Regions from separate parts of the Homo sapiens genome. Here region 2 is linked to region 1. Evidence: chromatin loops called from intact Hi-C (ENCODE). Cell type or tissue: Caco-2. All regions are shown on one strand. Links, peaks and the distances in the headings refer to the core of each region. The heading gives the core; the rest is flanking DNA.

Evidence for each region. A loop is a pair of places that touch in the nucleus more often than their neighbours do. Peaks named below come from ENCODE experiments on the same cell type or tissue, not always from the same donor. Only the 100,000 strongest peaks of a DNase experiment are listed, where the experiment ranks them.
Region 2: it touches region 1 in a loop (23-fold over the local background); 1 of 110 quality-filtered maps calls a loop at or near these places.

The regions. Positions count from the first base shown.
Region 1 is chr1:179,928,756-179,933,147 of GRCh38, forward strand. All of the region lies in intron 2 of LOC101928933 (a long non-coding RNA gene), which reads right to left. Among named protein-coding and RNA genes, the nearest start is that of CEP350, 24 kb to the right of the region's middle. In Caco-2, for the core only: no CTCF peak of the experiment used is centred there; DNase peaks (open chromatin) are centred at 1,716 and 2,316.
Region 2 is chr1:180,125,159-180,129,550 of GRCh38, forward strand. No RefSeq gene overlaps it. Among named protein-coding and RNA genes, the nearest start is that of QSOX1, 28 kb to the right of the region's middle. In Caco-2, for the core only: no CTCF peak of the experiment used is centred there; a DNase peak (open chromatin) is centred at 1,803.

The DNA.
Region 1 (4,392 bases), core at 96-4,095:
TGAGGCTGGAGTGCAGTGGCATGATCTTGGCTCACTGCAACCTCCGCCTCCCGGGCTCAGGCAATCCTCCCACCTCAACCTTCTGAGTAGCTGGGACTACAGGCACACACCACCACACCCAGCTAATTTTTGTAGAGATGGATTCGCTGTGTCACCCAGGCTGGTCTAGAACTCCTGGACTCAAGTGATCCACCCGCCTCGGCCTCCCAAAGTGCTGGAATTACAGGCGTGAGCCACCATACTCAGGCAGTATCCACTTCTTAAGGAGCAAAAATGGCATTAAATAATATAAGCATACGATGCTTGGGGAGGTGGTGGTGGAATGTAGCCATATTTTTTATGGAAAGACTGTGTTAAAAGTGAACATTTTGAAGGTTTTTAACTGGTGAAAGAAACTAGCCTGGAATAATGCCACCAGAGACTGAGTGGAAGTCATCCCTTTTGAAGGTGCCATTCTTATGAGCCAAAAGTTTGTCGTTTAAAAGTTCATTTTGAGGGAATAACGTAACATAATTTTAAATAAAGGTATAGTAACCTTTAAAAGAACATTATAGCTGAATATTGTGAATGGGGTGAATTTGTTAAATGAATAACTTTGATAAAGTTTTCATGCACAGGCAAAATGTATTCACTAGATTTCTATGTAGTGATCTGCTTTTACTTTGTAATTTGTAGTCCTCAAAAGACTTTAAAAAAAATAAAGTCCATACTTACACTAACAAAAAAAACACATAATGCATGTATGTTGAGGAAACATACTGCCTGGCCCATAGAATCACCGGATTATCTAGTGAAATTTACACCTCTTTATAGAGATAAAAACCTGACAATAATGTTTGGAACTCTGTTAGGTAGAATGCTCTCTAATAACAAAGGCCTATTATGGTTCTGATGTCCTAATTTGAAAGTAAGTTGGGCAGGGCGTGGTGGCTCACGCCTGTAATCCCAGCACTTTGGTAGGCTGAGGCGGGCGGATCACGAGGTCAGGAGTTCGAGACCAGCCTGGCCAACATGGTGAAACCCCATATCTACTAAAGTTAAAAAAAATTAGCCAGGCGTGGTGGCACGCACCTGCAGTCCCAGCTACTCAGGAGGCTGAGGCAGGAGAATCACTTGAACCCAGGAGGCAGAGGTTGCAGTGAGCCAAGATCACGCCACTGCACTCCAGCCTGGCGACAGAGTGAGACTCCGTCTCAAAAAAAAAAAAAAAAAAAAAAGGAAATTGAACTAGATGATATTTAAAGTCTCTGTCAATGCTGATTCTATAAAATTGGCAAAGTTTGTAATAGCTTAATATAATGTAAAGCCCAGAATATTTTGCTTGATATAGCCTCTGAAAGAGAATCACTTATAGTCCATGATCTGTCCAACATTCAACAGGCATCTCAAACTGTGTTGGAGTAGTGTAATACTTGCTGCTTGAAATATAAGATCTGAGTGAGCAAATTCCAATGAAATCTTTTCCTTTGGAAATAGTTCCAAAGAATTAAGCTTTCTATTGTTAACAGGCAAGTTCCAAAGACCAAAGGTTTGCTCCTCTGAAATATTTTCATTAGCCTTGAATAAGCAAGTTGGCAGAGAGAGGGAACGAAGTACTTTTGTGTTCAGAAAATGCAGCCAACTTCCTATCTCTGGCTTTACCTCTAAGTTTTGTTATTGAATCAGCAGTTCTGTTTTTTTAAGTCATCTGGTTATTCCCAAGGTGGCCCTTTGACCTTTGCAGTTTGCCCAAAGGAGATCTACATGTATTAGCTGGTTGGACTATAGGTTAAGCTTAGATTTAGCTCTAAGCAATGAACCCTTTGCCCTTATATCACCTGTTATCTCGTTCCTGCAGAAAAGGAACACAAACATCCAAATTTATAGCAGTCTCAACATCTGCCTTAAAGCTTTTGTAAAGTATACAGGGAGTAATGTAAATATGTGCATGCTAACATTAATGTGAAATAAACTCTAAGTAAACAAGAGGAATGAATGGATAAGGCTAATATAACTCTCATAGCTACAGCCATCTCCCATAATTGGAAAGTTAAGTGCTTTAAAAAATTTGTTTCAAATTTTAAACATAATAATTTAAACAAAAAAATTAAAGTTTTAGTTTCATGGTTTCTTCAAAGTATCAATTCTCCTCAAAACAATAAAAACAGCCAATGAAATTAAAATACATAAAGAGTACCCGGTAAATAGAAACGAATAAAGTAAAAAAGTAAGTTGAACAGGAGAAGTTTGGAAGTAAGGTGCTGGGATAATCAACAAGCCTGGTAAGGTCCATTTCTCAGACAGTATGAGGTCATGCTGCAGATAGCAACATATTTCTGGCGCCTTCCATCTGAGGTTCTTCAAGTGCATAGCTGATGTTATCTTATAGCAAATATTATTACCTCCATTTTATAGGTGCAGAAACTAAGATACCAGGAGATTAGATAACTTGCTTAAGCCTGCACAATGAGTCAGTGATAGAATCAGAAGTGTATTTCAGGAATCTAATCTTTTCTGTTTGAATCACTAGGTCAGCTTTCTAGATACCAAAAGACATGTATGAATTTTTATTAAAATTAATAAATTGTAAATTTTGTTAATATACTTAGAAAATGGATTATCTTCTGTAAACAATTCAGTGAAATATTTTTGTTGTAAGCCATTGTTGCTTTTTGGGGGGAAAAATTTAAGAGGTGATTTAAAAATAAGTTCTCCCAGGTTTGAAAAGGTATTCATGTGAGGTTTAAATTATTTAGGAAAACCCATTTTAAAGGTTGAGCATGATGGTGAACGCCTGTAATCCCAGCACTTTGGGAGGCCGAGGCAGGCAGATTGAGCTCAGGAGTTTGAGACCAGCCTGGGCAACATAGTGAGACCCTGTCTCTACAAAAGGTTTAAAAGTTAGCCAGGTGTGGTGGTGTGCACCTGTAGTCTCAACTCCTCAAGAAGCTGAGGCAGGAGGATTGCTGGAGCCCAGTTCAAGGCTGCAGTAAGCTGTGATTATGCCACTGCACTCCAGCCTAGGCGAAAGAGTGAGATTCTGTCTAAAAAAAAAAAAAAAGAAAGAAAAGAAATTTATTTTGGCAGAAGTACAAGGATTGGCACATGTTGTTGTGGTCCTTGTAGACTTTCAATGACAGATAAAGTAGTTCTATAATTAGGATAAAAATTAGAACAAGGGTAATAAAGAGTGAGTAATATTTTGGAGTCTTATACAGGCAGGGGCCAGACACTTGGGCCAGCTGTCAGCTTCTCACGTTGCCTGCTTCTTATTCCAAGACTGAGCAGCAGAGTGGTTCCTGGTAAATTTTAATTTCAGATAACCATCAGATTGAGATGTCCGTTCAGGAGACTTAGCCTTGAAAAACAAATTTTTTTATAACACCTGGACCAGTTCCTTACAGTAGGTGAGCACGTGACCTTTGATTAGATTTGATTCATAAAGTGCATGGGTCTTCCAGTAATTATCTCAAATGGGGATAACCAATGTTTTCCAAAAGGGGTAGGTCTAAGATTAAACAGCACCAAGGGCAAAACTTTTGGCCAGTACAGACTGAAAGATTCAACTAATTTTGCCAATTGAGTCCTTTTTTTTTTTTTTTGAGACGGAGTCTCGCTCTGTCGCCCAGGCTGGAGTGCAGTGGCACAATCTTGGCTCACTGCAAGCTCCACCTCCTCGGTTCACGCCATTCTCCTGCCTCAGCCTCCTGAGTAGCTGGGACCACAGGTGCCCGCCACCACGCCCGGCTAATCTTTTTTTTTTTTTTTTTTGTATTTTTAGTAGAGACAGGGTTTCACTGTGTTAGCCAGGATGGTCTCGATCTCCTGATCTCATGATCTGCCCGCCTCGACCTCCCAAAGTGCTGGGATTACAGGCGTGAGCCACCGTGCCTGGCGCCGATTGAGTCTTAATTGTTCCATCAGTATGTTCCACTAATCAAGAGGACTGTCAGTGGTGGCCACAGTGGAAATGCAGAATAGGCAAAATTTTACATATTGATTTTATATTCTGCCTAGCAAAATGAGTGCCTTCGTCACTGTACAGTTCTGAGGGTACACCCCATATGGGGATTATTTTTTCCTAATAAGATTTAACTTACTGCTTAGGCTGTTAGTCTGCAATGGGGAAAGGCTTCCACCCAGTGGGAAAACATATAAATCATAACCAAAACAAATTTATATCATTGAGATGGTAGTAGCTAGATAAAATCCATCTGTCATATCTCAAAAGATCCTGAAGCTAAAGGAAAACACCCTATGGAACTATGAATATGTTTTCTAGGGTTGTATTTGGGACAGACTTGGGATCTTTGCTAAACTTTGCTAAACTTGAGAAGCAACCTTTGGGGAGGGTTTCCAATAATATTATCATTTTATCCCCAATGGGTTAAGTGATTAATATAATCTAAAATT
Region 2 (4,392 bases), core at 193-4,192, 200 kb after region 1:
GCGGAGGGAGGTGTGAGCAGAAGCAGAAAGGCAGGCTGTTTTGATTGGAAGGCTGGGGCAATGGGGCTGGAGAGGTGTGATGGGACTACACCATGGACATTTGAAGCTGCATTTAACAAATGATTTCTCCTGTCAGTTCTTCAGCAACCTCACAGTGACAGCTGTGCTGGCAGGGAAGAACGTCTGAGTGGTGGGAGGCAGGTGGCTGGGGTAAGGTCCACTGGCCACTGTCAAGAGGCCTCACTGAGGGGCCTTAACTACTTGGGACAATTTGCCACCACCAGGGTCTGCCCCCCAACCTGATAGGGTTAGAAACCAGAACACATCCGTGCTCCCACAGATGAGCAGGCCCTCTGGAGAAGTCAGAATAAGTCACGTGAATTGGAAGAATGAGCCAGAAAGCCATCTTACTAACTCAGAGTGAATCCCAATTGCCCCATCCTCTTTCCACAGCCACGCCCCTCCCCTTGCCTATCCCCCGAGGCACAGCAATAATTGGTGGTAAGTTTGGTTAGCACAGAAATGGAGCCAAGTCTTGAGGAGCATTTCACCCAGGAATGGTGGGCCCGGGAAATCCTCTCTTCCCACTCATGCCTGGGCTGCTCCTGTCTCCATGCCACCTCTCTCCCTCCTGGACAATGCTGACCCTGACAGCCGCCACATTCACTTCTCCAACTGCCCAACAAAAACCTTCACAACAGGCCAGGCACAGTGGCTCACACCTGTAATCCCAGCACTTTGGGAAGCCGAGGTGGGTCGATCACCTGAGGTCAGGAGTTCAAGACCAGCGTGGCCAACATGGTGAAACCCCGTCTCTACTAAAAATACAAAAATCAGCCAGATGTGGTGGGATGCACCTGTAATCCCAGCTACTCGGGAGGCTGAGGCAGGAGAACCGCTTGAACCCGGGAGGCAGAGGTTGCAGTGAGCCGAGATCGCGCCATTGCACTCCAGCCTGGGTGACAGAGCAGGACTCTTGCCTCAAAAAAAAAAAAAAAAAAAAAAAATTCCTTCACAACAGATAGGGCTGCCCGCCAAGCTTACCTCGTGGGAGCCCTTGACATATATCATCGTATGCAGCCCTCATGACCACCTTCTGAGGTCAGCCCCATTCTACAGGTGAGGGAACTGAAGTTAAAAAGGTTAAGGATCTTGCTCAAGAACACAGAGCTTGTGAGTGACACAACCTGGCCTCACCTGGGTCTGTCTGGCTCCCACAGCCAGGCCCTCTCCAGATGCCTTTACTCCTATGTTTCTATTCGTCCATTGTTCCATTTCTTGGAACATCTTCCTCGGGCCTCAGAACACGTTCCACCTCCTCCTTTGGCACTTCTGAGTGGACACCCTCAGTCGCCAGCCAGACCACCACATCCTAGAAAAGACCCCAAGGACTCTCCATGGCAAAACTAGAATCTTTACATGCCACCCCATTTGTTCAGAATAGAACCCAAGCCCCTAGTGGGCTGCAAGGCGCCCCCCACAGCCTGGGCTCACGTCCCCATTACACACCCTCCTCAGGCCAGCGTCGGGATCACTTGGGGGCTATTGAAAATGCGAATATGGTGGCATTTCCCCAGCCTCTGGCCTGGTCTCTTGGCGTTGTTAATAGCGATGATAAGCAACATGACTGTTTACTCTTGCTAGTCACTTGTTTTACAAGTATTTGTTCACCTAATCCACAAATTACCCTGTGAAACAGAAACTGTTAGTAGACATATTTAATAGACGAGATGGTTGAGGCACCAGGAGGGTAATTAACTTGCTCAATATCATCAGCTAGTAAGTGGTGGAGCTGGATCGGAAACCATTTGTCACGTCTATCCCCAGACGCCCAGCAGGTTCACATCTCAGACCTAAAGCTTGTATCTGCTGAAAACAGATGACTCAGGCCTGACTTCCAGGTGTTGGAGCAGAGAAAAGAGAAAACCAACTGGGTCTGCAGCCTGCACTGGGACCACGCCCTTCTGAGAGCCACTGCGCCCAGGTTAGGACGGCGCAGGTTCAGTTCTGCCACATGAATTCAGACCCCACTTCTTCCCAAATAGGGTAAACAAAAGAATGTCAGCCTCAACATCCTGTTCTTTAGAAATCCCTGCTGCTTTCTTCCTTAGCCCCACCCACTGTAATACTTTGCTCAAGGTAGGTTTCATAGTGAGTTGAAAGGCAGCCTTCATTTCTCAATATGACAAATTAAACTCTTGTCAAGGGATGCTTTATATTTAGCTATTAAAAAGAACTGAAAACAGGTCGGGCATGGTGGCTCACGCCTGTAATCCCAGCACTTTGGGAGGCCAAGGCGAGTGGATCACGAGGTTAGGAGATCGAGACCATCCTGGCTAACACGGTGAAACCCCATCTCTACTAAAAATACAAAAATATTAGCCAGGCATGGTGGCGGACGCCTGTAGTCCCAGCTACTCGGGAGGCTGAGGCAGGAGAATGGCGTGAACTCGGGAGGCGGAGCTTGCAGTGAGCCGAGATCACACCACTGCACTCCAGCCTGGGCAACAGAGCAAGACTCCACCTCAAAAAAAAAAAAAAAAAAAAAAGAATTGAAAACAATTTGCATGTCTGTGAATGTGTGTTTGTGTCTGAGTGTGTGGTGCAATCATTATTAGCAAAGGGGAAGATGGCAGGTGGCACATGTCACAGGCAGAAGAATTTTGCAGGGAAGTACATAGAGAATCCTCAAGGTGGTGACGTGCCTGCCACGTTCCAGGACTGCATGGCTCCCAGCAGCTCATAAGAATCCCACTTTGAGCACTGCAGGGAAAACGGGTCACCTCATCCCTTCCAGCTCAGCTGTGCCCAGGGCCTAGGACTTCCCACTGGGGACTCTGTGGCTGTTTATTTTAGTCCCTGCTCCTGCCAGCTCTGTGCTTGGCGTCCACCTGAGGCAGCTTCCTGGAGAAACGGCTGAGCCACAGGGCATTGTCCCCAGACCGCAGAGCAAATGGTGGAGTGCCATGACGATGACAAACATTTACTGAATGTGTAGACATTCCCACTTAATCCTTGAAAACAGAACACAAAATAGGCTAAGAGCTTACATAATTTGCCTGATGTCACAGTTAATAAGTGGTGGAACTGGCATTCAAACCCAAAACATACGCTTCGAACCACTCTACGGATCACTGGTGACCAGCTCAGGATGCCAGCAAGAGCAGGCCTCCCATGAGAGAGCGTCGTGCAGTTTGCTGGATACGGTGGGAATGACCCATATTTGAGCTCCCAGGGGAGAAGCAAATGGGGGACAGGACTGGACAGCCAAGGTGCAGGGCATCCTCTGGGAAGGCGCGTGGCTCGGAACACAAAGGCTTCCCGGGTGCAGCATGGGAGGGAGCCCGGGCCAGGCTTCTTGGGTCCACGCCTAGCTCTGCCACTCAGACCCACCCCAGGATCTGTGGGCCCAGAGGGGAGGATGGAAGGAGGCCACAGACCACATGTCTAAATATTTAAAATACTTTAAAGCTGTCAGTCAAGCCGACAGACATAAGGAGAATACACTCCACCCTCCTACGTTGACACATAAACTTCTCAATGACCTGGAAGGCCAGGTGTGAATGCAGAACTCTGGGGCTCCACACAGTTCTGTGTCTGGAGGAGGGAGTGTGGGGAGGCCCATGGCTCGCCCTCCTCTTCCCACGCCCTGCTCTGTCACACCTTCAAAGGGGCCACGTGTGGACAGTGAGACTGCTGGTTCAAATTCTGTCCACACTTTTCATAAAGAGCTGCCCTGCGGCCACCATTTGGGCCCACTGAGGTGGCAGCATGCACCCAAAGGAAGACAGGCCTGGGGAGAGGCCCTGGCAGCAGCCTCATGGCTGTGTGGGCTGGAATTCCACAGTGTGTGCTCCCAAGTGTAGTCCACAAGCAGGAAGTGAGCCTTCCCCTTGGCTCCGAGGGCTCCTTGCCTTGTGGGGAGGGCACCGCCAGACAGAGGCCAGAGCAGGCCATCTAAAGCGTGGGGCCCTGGCAGAGGCCCGTCAGGCCTGGCTCTCGGGAGGTTGCTGCCACCATTTCCTTATTGTGGAACTTTGGGCACATTAGTCTCTCTGTGCCTCGCCTTCCTCCTCTGTGAATGGAGATGATTACAGTGAGGAATAACCGAGGAACAGCGTGCCTATTCAGGATGAGTAAGGTGCTTATGGCGGTGCTCGGAAATAGTAAGTGTGATATAAATGCTCACAATTAAGTGTAATTAGTGTAATTATTATTTGGTTTTAGTCAGGGATCTTCAAAGTCGTTAACAGATTGAGTGCTGGAAAAAAAATAAAAAACTCATCCGTTCTCAGGCCAGAGCTTGTAAAGGAAGAGAAAGTGTGGGAAAGCAGGGAGCAGAAGGGAGTGGGATAGAGGGAACGTGGGGCATTCGCTGCGAATCCACCCAAA